Linked DNA regions of Homo sapiens: region 1 is linked to region 2. A link is an interaction called in ENCODE POLR2A ChIA-PET data of the cell type or tissue named here. Cell type or tissue: PC-9. All regions are shown on one strand. Links, peaks and the distances in the headings refer to the core of each region. The heading gives the core; the rest is flanking DNA. Region 1 holds the start of LARRPM (LINC00240 antisense RNA regulating promoter methylation). Region 2 holds the start of TRS-GCT6-1 (tRNA-Ser (anticodon GCT) 6-1).

Region 1 (4,396 bases), core at 231-4,230, 710 kb before region 2:
AGACACTGTTCAAAGGGAATAAAAATTAAATGAGTTCTAGCCTTTAACTTGAGGGATGGTGCCCTAGGCTGGAGATTTCAGTATTTCTGTGTCCTGCTGTGTCCAGAGGTTTTCTTCTTAGAGATGTTTGGCTGAATCCTCACTCTGAAATATTGTTGCATTTGCCTCAAGCAAAGCTTTCATGAAAGGTAGTTTTGAAGTTAGTAAAACAACAATGACAACAACAAAAACAAATGACAAAACCGTGGGAACTTCATTGAGCTTAGAGAACAGGTTTTATGACTGTTTTTTGCTTGCTTTCTAATAAATGACTATATATGTACAAAATTTTGTTGAAGATCTTCTATCACTATAACTCGTTGGTATGTTGTAGCTAACTATCCCTTACTTTATACTATAAAGTAAGGTATAGTATAAAGTACTATAAAGTAAGCTGCCTACAGACATCTACCAAAAGCACCCAAAGTTGTGTATCACAAAACTGGCTTAAGCCAGTTCACAAAAATTCTTTATGGCAAAGGTCACCATTTTTTAAACACTGTCTGAAGACACTCAATAATACCTTCAACTGATCAGGAACAGAGATAAAATAATTGAATTAAGGTGCTAAATCTATTCAGAAAAAATATCCAAAAGTTAATATAAGGCAAAAAAAAAAGATATTAGTACTCTTTCAAAATAATACTAGAGCATTGTCTAACAAGCCCACTGAAGGGGCAAGTAATCCTCTAAGTTAATGGAACTTTTGGAGGTCACTATTTACTAATGATTAGAAAATAGATTACAAGGTTAAATGTCATTATGTAGAATATTAAGTTTTGAATGATTTTTACCCAGTAAAGATGCAACTAGTTTCTGTCTTTTAGATAAAAATAATCCCAAAGGCCATAGTTTTCACTGCCTCATAGGACATTAGCTAGTTTTTTACTTAAACTTGCAATCTCATGTCAGCATTATTTTTCCCCCACTGACTATACCTTTACCAGCCTTTTCTATTGCCATTGCAATCAGTTTACCATACTCCTCCTTTTCTCATTAGTGACTTAAATAAATATTTGGTGATTAGTTACTATATATATATTTGAAGATTATGCTTTGATAGCTTTTAAGGTACTCCAGTGGCTTAGCAAGAGCTACAAAGTGAGAAGGTGTTCACTTTATTATCATCTGGTGCATTCCTGAACGGGACCTCGCTAACCTTTCTCAGGAGAGAGTCTGTGAGTGGACAATGTCCAGATACATGCAAGACCCATTTAGGAATACAGATCTCAAGAGAGAGTTATCTGTGCTCAGCTTAATTCCACTCACCTCCGTGTCCCAAGTGGGACACATGTGCTTTCAGATTTGTGGCAATCTTTATAGCTAGGAAAACAACTCCCAATTACTCAGTTCAATTCCCTCTCTTGCTGAAGAGTTGGGAAGCATATGATAAAAGCTATGTCCAGGCAAACTGCAGGTGTCATAGGGAGAGGAAGCCTATTTTAAAGTCAAAATCCCTATCTACTTCCTACCCACCTCAGCCACAACAATATGCTTATTCTTGTAATGCTGTTCTAAAGATTTCAGGTTTCTGGGTCTATTATCACTCATCCTTTTCCAAGTCCAGGTAATTGAATGCCTGAGGACACCAGGTGCTGTTTCTCAGTTGATAGAAGCTGCTAGATCTTCCATGACTGTTGATTTTTATCAGGGTAAAATTAAGTGGGGGAAAAATACTGGAGGGGACACTGTTGTCAGAAATCAGTCCCCCCACACCCCTCCCAATCAGAGCTTTAATCAGACAGGAACCTTTTACTATTTCCCACTTTTGAGTTTCCTTAAATGGAGTTCAATGCTTATCACCTGATGGGAGTTTCTTAGCACTAAGTATGTGCCAGGGGCTCCCCGAGGAACGATGATCGATGATCCTAAGAACAAAGTGGAAAGAAGGATGTAAAGAGATGATGTTCTTTACCTGAGATCGACGTGCAGAACAAAGTGGAGATAGAAGGTAGCTAACTCACTGCGGCGCAACGGATTTTGTTGGTAATTGGCGTTGCTTGGTTCTAAAAAGGCTAAGGAAACCAATAACAATAAACTGTGTACACAATTCCAAACACGTTAAAGACGATGGAGTCGGATTACAGGGGGAAAGGCACTTCAAGTAATGCTATTTTGGGTTGGAAAACAATGCTCCAGGTGAGGCTCGAACTCACAACCTCGGCATCACTCGCACACATACTGCCATATAAGTACCGCGCGCTAACCGATTGCGCCACTGGAGCACCCAGTTTCTACTTCCGGTCACTCCTTACACAGCCTACACAGGAACATCCGGCGTGTTTGCTCTGGTCGTCACAGCACCGGTTCCTCGGGCGCGCGCCCTTAGTCCTGGGGCCGCTTCTCCCCCGGACGCGTGCGAAGGCGGACTGGGTTCCGCTGCGGTCTCCACGGGAGCCACCGGTCCTGAAAGCGCGGAGCATGCTTTGTTTGCGGAAACGAAAGCGAATACTTCTTTCCAAGGAGACTTAGGAAAGGGCAGACGCTCCCACTGCCTCAGGTGTTCCCTGGAGGACCTTCAAGTGGCCGCCGTGTGGGCGGGCTAGCGTCCCGCTGCTGCGCTGGTTCCGGAGCCCTTCCCTTGCCTCTCCCAGGGTCCTTCTCCCAGCGTCGGAGGAAGGCCCGCAGTCTGCGAGTGGAGTGCGGGTGGTGGGAATCCCTGGGAGGATTACGAAATCCTTAAAGTGGGATTTACCAAACGCATTCCTTTCCGCTCACTTCCGTTCCCGCTTAACAAACGTGTTGGAAACGTGTTGCTACTGAAAGGAAGTGGCGCTGGGCTGCATTTTCTGTGGCTAGTCTGCGAGAAACAGCCCTGGAATAGGGCCTCTATTTCTTCCTTGGAGCATCCCTCCCCGGGACCTGGGAGTTGAAACTCTAGGCTAAAGCAACTGAAGCAGGCCCAGGACTGGGTCTCTGAAATTCATGGTGTCTCTACGCTGAGTTAAACTAAGTTTTTCAGAAAATGTCTAACTAGGCTAAAGACCTTGTGCTTCAGAGTGTTTTGAGAGGAGAGTTTGGGGAAAAGGGCTCTCTCTAGAAGGTAAATTTGTATGGGAGATGGGGAGTGTGTGTTTACACGGAGTATCGGGCGTCTTTCTTATGGGTGGACATTGTGGATAAGAATGAGATATTAAGGCAGAATTAGCTGGGCTTTTAATCCCAAACAGTGTTTTAAAAATAAAAACTATATATTTAAGGTGTACAACATGATGTTTTGATACATGTACACAGTGAAATGATTTCTACAGTCAAGCTAATTAACATAATACATCTCTTCACAGTTACTATTTTGTGTAAGTGGTGAGAGCGCATGAAATGTACTCTCCGCAAGTTTCCAATGCACAATGCAGTATTAACTATAGTTATGCTATGCATTACATCTCTAGACTTATTCATCCTATAGAACTGCAACTTTGTATCCTTTGACCAACATCTTAACCATTTCCATACGTCTCCACCCCTGGTAACCACTGTTCTACTCTGCTTCTATGTATTTGACTTTTTTAGAATCCACATAAGAGATCATGCAGTATTTTTCTTGCTGTGTCTGGCTTGTTTCACTTAGCATAATGACATCGAGGTTCATCCATGTTGCAAACAGCAGGATCTTCTTTATTAAGGATGAATAATATTCTATTGTGTGTATAAACTATATGTGCTTTATCCATTCATTGGTGGACAGCCACTTAGGTCGATTCCATATCTTAGTTATTGTGAATAATGTTTCAATGAAGATGGGCATGCAGTTATTGCTTCGAGATCCTGATTTCATTTCCTTTGCGGATGTGAACACCGAAAATTTGAGACACGTTTCAGTTAATTTAGAAAGTTTATTTTGCGAAGGTTGAGGACACACCCCTGTGACACAGCCTCAGGGAGTTCTGACTACCTGTGCCCAAGGTAATCGGGGCACAGCTTAGTTTTATACATTTTAGGGACACATGAGACATCAGTCAATATATGTAAGAAGTACATTGGTTCCATCCAGAAAGGCGGGGACAAAGCAGGGAGGGGGCTGCCAGGTCTTACTTTTGAGTTTCTGATAAACCTTTCCAAAGGAGGCAATCAGAGTATGCATCTATCTCAGTGAGCAGAGGGATGACTTTGAATAGAATGGGAGGCAAGTTTGCACTGAGCAGTTTCCAGCTTGAATTTTCCTTTTAGCTAGTGATTTTGGGGGTGCAAGATATTTTACTTTCACAGTATATACCCAGAAAAGGTACTGCTGGATCATGTGGTAGTTCTATTTGTAATTTTCTGAGGAACAGCCATACTGCTGTTTTCCATAAAGGCGGTACTAATTTGCATTCCCACTCATAATGTAAAAGGGTTCCCTTTTCTCTACATTGCCAAC
Region 2 (4,396 bases), core at 189-4,188:
TTGGTGAGACAAGGTCTCACTTTGCCATCCAGGCTGGAGTGCAGTGGTGCAATCTTGGCTCACTGAACTTCGACCTCCTGGGTTCAAGCGATCCTCCCTCCTCAGCCTCCTGAGTAGCTGGGACTACAGATGTGCACCGCCACGCCCAGCTAATTTTGGTATTTTTTGTAGAGATGAGGTTTCACCATGTTGCCTAGGCTGGTCTCAAACTCCTGAGTTCAAGGAATCTGCCTGCCTTGGCTTTCCAAAGTGCTATGATTATAGGTGTGAGCCACTGTGCTTGGCCTATATTTTGCTTTATAAGTTGTTTATTGCTTATTTCTACATAATTAGGTTTCACCAGGGCAGGGAATTTTGTGTGTGGCATATACATTTGTTCTTAGAACAATGCCTGGAACATACGCAATGCTCAATAAATATTCATCAAAACATTGAATGAATCAAAGAACTAATGAACCCTTCAGGTCCAGGTTTGTTTATCATGCTTTATAATTTCTAATCCAAACACAATCAAGACCAAGCAATAGTTTTTCTTTTCAGAACACTTTAGAATTTGTTGCTAACTGAAGCTTTAAAAAAATGAAAATTCGTACATTTCCTGGCCTGCTATGTTTTGATGGTGATTTGATACCTAATATGTCTGATATTTGTTAGGTAATTCCTTGGTAACTCCCTAGGGGATACAGTTTGAATCTTGATCATATTCTTAATTGCTTTGCTTTGCTTTGCTTTGCTTTTGAGACAGGGTCTTACTCTGTCACTCTGTTACCCAGGCTGGAGTGCAGTAGTGTGATTATGGCTTGATGCAGCCTCGCCCTCCCAGGCTCAGCTGATCCTCTCAACACAGCCTTCCAAGTAGCTGGGACTACAGGCACCAGCCACCACACTCGGTTAATTTTTTGTATATTTTGTGGAGTCGGGGTTTCGTCATGTTGCCTAAGCGATCCTCCAGCCTTGGCCTCCCAAAGTGCTGGGATTACAGGTGTGAGCCACTGTGCCCGGCCTTATTTTTTTAATGCTACATCATGTCAAAACACACACATACACAATATTATTGTTTTTGTAATTTTATTGGGTATAGGTGAGAAAACAGCCCCTGGTATCCAGGAACTGGTCTGACCGTATTCACTAGGCCTGCATATTGTCAGGAATCGGCCAGGCAGTCACTGCTAAGTCATGGGGTTCTTCTGTTTTGCCTAATTTCACAGAACATTAGCATCAGACTGACTTCTCTGATTGTGATGAAATGAGTCAGAAACAACCAAAGAAAGGTTGGACATGGTGGCTCATGCCTGTAATCCCAGTACTTTGGGTAAACCAAGGTGGGTGGATTGCTTGAGCCTAGGAGTTTGAGGCTAGCCTGTGCAACAGAGTGACATAGTGAGACCCTGTCTCTATAAAAATAAATTTATTTTTTTAATTTAGAATTTAAATGAAATACAAACAGATAATAAAAATGACAACACTAAGTATCATTTTCATCACATTTCTTTGTGCAAAATAAGCAAAAACAAAACAAAAATCCCTCAGATGGCCCCACGATTCTTTAAGATACAGTCCAAACTCTAGGGTCTGACACTCAGAACCAATCACAATTTGACTGTAACCCATCACTTCAACACTTTACCAGTCACCCACTTGGGCTTCTAGGAGAGACAATGGTTATTTCTCAGATGCGTTAGTGCCATCATATGGCAGGCATCCCTCTGGGAATCCTACCAGGGAGTGTCCAGGAATGCAACAACAGACATACCTGGTTTAATGATGGTGTTCATATACATGACCTAAGAAAAAAGACAAAATCCAATTTGATTTAAAAAACAGGAGCAGTCACTAATTCGTTTTTCCTTTTTAATTTCTCTTATTTTTCCCTTAGAAAGTGTACTTTGTCATCTTTATTAGGGTCTATTCCTCCCTCCCAGTCTCCTCTTTAGTTTTTCTTCCTTTATGAGAGTAAGAGGGCCATTTATCCATTATTTCCGTCACTGAAAACATTTAACAAAAGAATAGGAATTGCCAAATGAAACTGTTGAGAAGAGAAACATTACACATATCAGGAGAGGCCTGGCCGAGTGGTTAAGGCGATGGACTGCTAATCCATTGTGCTCTGCACGCGTGGGTTCGAATCCCATCCTCGTCGCTCGGCTTTCCCTGCTAACTGGGCTTTTTTAAAGGTTTCCCCTCAGTAAGGTATCGTCTGCTATACCTCCCCGTTTGCTCACTGAGAATTAGGTGTTTTTAGCTCCCTTTAAGAGAGGTATTCTTCAGTATGTATTAGCACACTAACGTGTGCTGGCACTAACAACCTTCTGTTGGTAACATGATTACTGATTCTATTTTATAAAGGTCCGAAAAATTACAGTATTTTAGCTCCGCTCCCTCCGCGCAGGCAGAGGTGTATCCACCGCTGCTCCAGATCCGCAAGACTCTTGTAGTTGAAAACTGATTTCCGACCCTCTGATTTTTTGCTTAACCCCCTGAGTAGCGCCTAGCATTTCTCCTTATCTAGCTGTGATCCGGTGGTTGTTAATTATACATAACTGGGGAGATTTCTCAAAATGCTCGTGTCTCCTCCTCTCCCCTAGAACCAGTTAAATCGAAATCTTTAGAGGGGTGGAGTCTAGTGGTCGTTTTGCAAGTGCCTTGGGTCTCCCGGGTTAAGAACCATCACTGTCCTCACTTCCTTCTTAGTTTTGGTTTCGCTGTTTCGGCAGTTTTCATCATGAATGTGTAATCATAAGGAATTGGGCCTGGCGCAGTGGCACACGCCTGCAATCCTTGCACTTTGGAAGGTTGAGACTGGAGGATCACTTGAGTCCAGGAGTTCGAGACCAACCTGAGCAATATATCAAGACCGCCACCCCCCCACAACCCCAACCTCCCCGCATTAAAACAAAAACAAAAACAAAAACAAAAACAAAAGAGAGAGAGAGAAAGAAAGAAAAAAGGAATTGGTTACATATGCTATGTCATTCCTAAATAATGAAGCCCACAGGACCATTAAAATTTATGTTATATAAAAATCACACACAAAAAAGACTGCTAAACTTGCTAAATAAATATTTGAAACTGCCATTTGGCCCATATCTAAACATCCCATATCTAAACAAAAAACATGAAAAATTGGTTATGCTTATGCCATGCAAAACTTTTCAACTTAAAAAAAAATCTTTCTTTTTTTTTTTTTATTCATGTGGTTTATCAGAGGCTCTGTTGTCTTCCACGTTTAACACATCTCCCCTTAATCTGGTTTAGTGGTGGACAAAGGGGAGGTGTTACATAAAAGTTAGCTGCCTCTATGTCTGTGATGTTTAATGTTTCAGAATTCAAGACTGTTGGTAAATTCCTGACAAAGACCACCAGAGACACACCTGTAGACAAGCAAAATTGGATTTGTTGGTTTGTTGCAAAGAGGGAGACAAAATGCCATGGTGAACCATTAGCTGACCGTAATTTTGTGATTGTATATCCTAATAATTTTTATCTAGAAAGTGAGAGAATAGGCTGGGTGTGGTGGCTCATGCCTGTAATCCCAGCACTTTGGGAGGCAGAGGCGGGCAGACACATGAGGTCAGGGTTTGAGCCTGCATGGTGAAACTCCGTCTCTACTAAAAATACAAAAATTAGCTGGGTTTTGGTGGCACATGCCTGTAATTCCAGCTACTCAGGAGGCTGAGGCACAAGAATTGCTTGAACCTAGGAGGTGGGTGAGCCTAGATCGCTTGAATCAAGGAAGTTGCAGTGACTCTCGATTGTGTCACTGCACTCTGGCCTGGGTGACAGAGTGAGATTCTGTCTCAAAAACAAACAAACAAACAAACCAAGAGGATAAAGCAGGATTCTCACTATAACTGGTAAAGAAGCAGTAGACATATTAGCCAGAAAGGAGGAGATGTTTGGTTACTTTTGTTATTTGACGATGTCCTTGTTTTTTATTTTTACTCACCATGATTATGAATTGTGTTGTTTTATCTCAAGTCATAATGGCCACAAAGTGTCCTTGCCTGTTGGTGTTTTTTGAGATTGGTTATATCCAATAGGAGTTGACCAGAGCTTTGCTGTGAGAGCCAGGCCAGCTCCCAGCAACTCCAAGTCCTAGCTGTTAATGTTCTGGCTACTGGGGCTGTTTTTCTCTTCCTCAAGATATAGGTTAATTTGTAAGTTTTGGTAAATTCTTCATTTCTTTCCATATCTAAGCCCTTTGCCTAACAACTCTGCAATTCCTCCCAAAGACATGTGGTATATTTCCATATCACTTTGACTTTGGCCTTGGGCATGACAATGACTTTGGTCAATGTGTAGTTAGCAGGCATGAGTCAATTAGGGCCTTTGAATATGCCTGCATAGTTGGGTGTCCATATGCACCTCTGCCATCTTCATGAGAAAAATTTTCCCT

What was found. ChIA-PET counts read pairs that join two places held together with the same protein. Peaks named below come from ENCODE experiments on the same cell type or tissue, not always from the same donor. Only the 100,000 strongest peaks of a DNase experiment are listed, where the experiment ranks them.
Region 1: POLR2A ChIA-PET joins it to region 2 with 5 read pairs; 1 of 35 experiments calls an interaction of 5 or more read pairs at or near these places.

Annotation. Positions count from the first base shown.
Region 1 is chr6:27,018,214-27,022,609 of GRCh38, reverse strand. All of the region lies in intron 2 of LINC00240 (long intergenic non-protein coding RNA 240), which reads right to left. LARRPM (LINC00240 antisense RNA regulating promoter methylation) reads left to right here and starts at 2,304. Exons shown (of 1, transcript NR_026776.1): 1 at 2,304-3,244. TRI-TAT2-2 (tRNA-Ile (anticodon TAT) 2-2) reads right to left here and starts at 2,264; the gene lies at 2,171-2,264. RefSeq lists an enhancer at 2,300-2,559. In PC-9, for the core only: no CTCF peak of the experiment used is centred there; DNase peaks (open chromatin) are centred at 2,309 and 2,749; H3K4me3 peaks cover 2,567 bases; H3K27ac peaks cover 2,128 bases.
Region 2 is chr6:26,303,234-26,307,629 of GRCh38, reverse strand. It overlaps TRS-GCT6-1 (tRNA-Ser (anticodon GCT) 6-1), which reads left to right and starts at 2,057; the gene lies at 2,057-2,140. RefSeq lists a silencer at 2,045-2,234 and an enhancer at 2,315-2,634. In PC-9, for the core only: no CTCF peak of the experiment used is centred there; DNase peaks (open chromatin) are centred at 2,139 and 2,599; H3K4me3 peaks cover 1,834 bases; H3K27ac peaks cover 2,583 bases.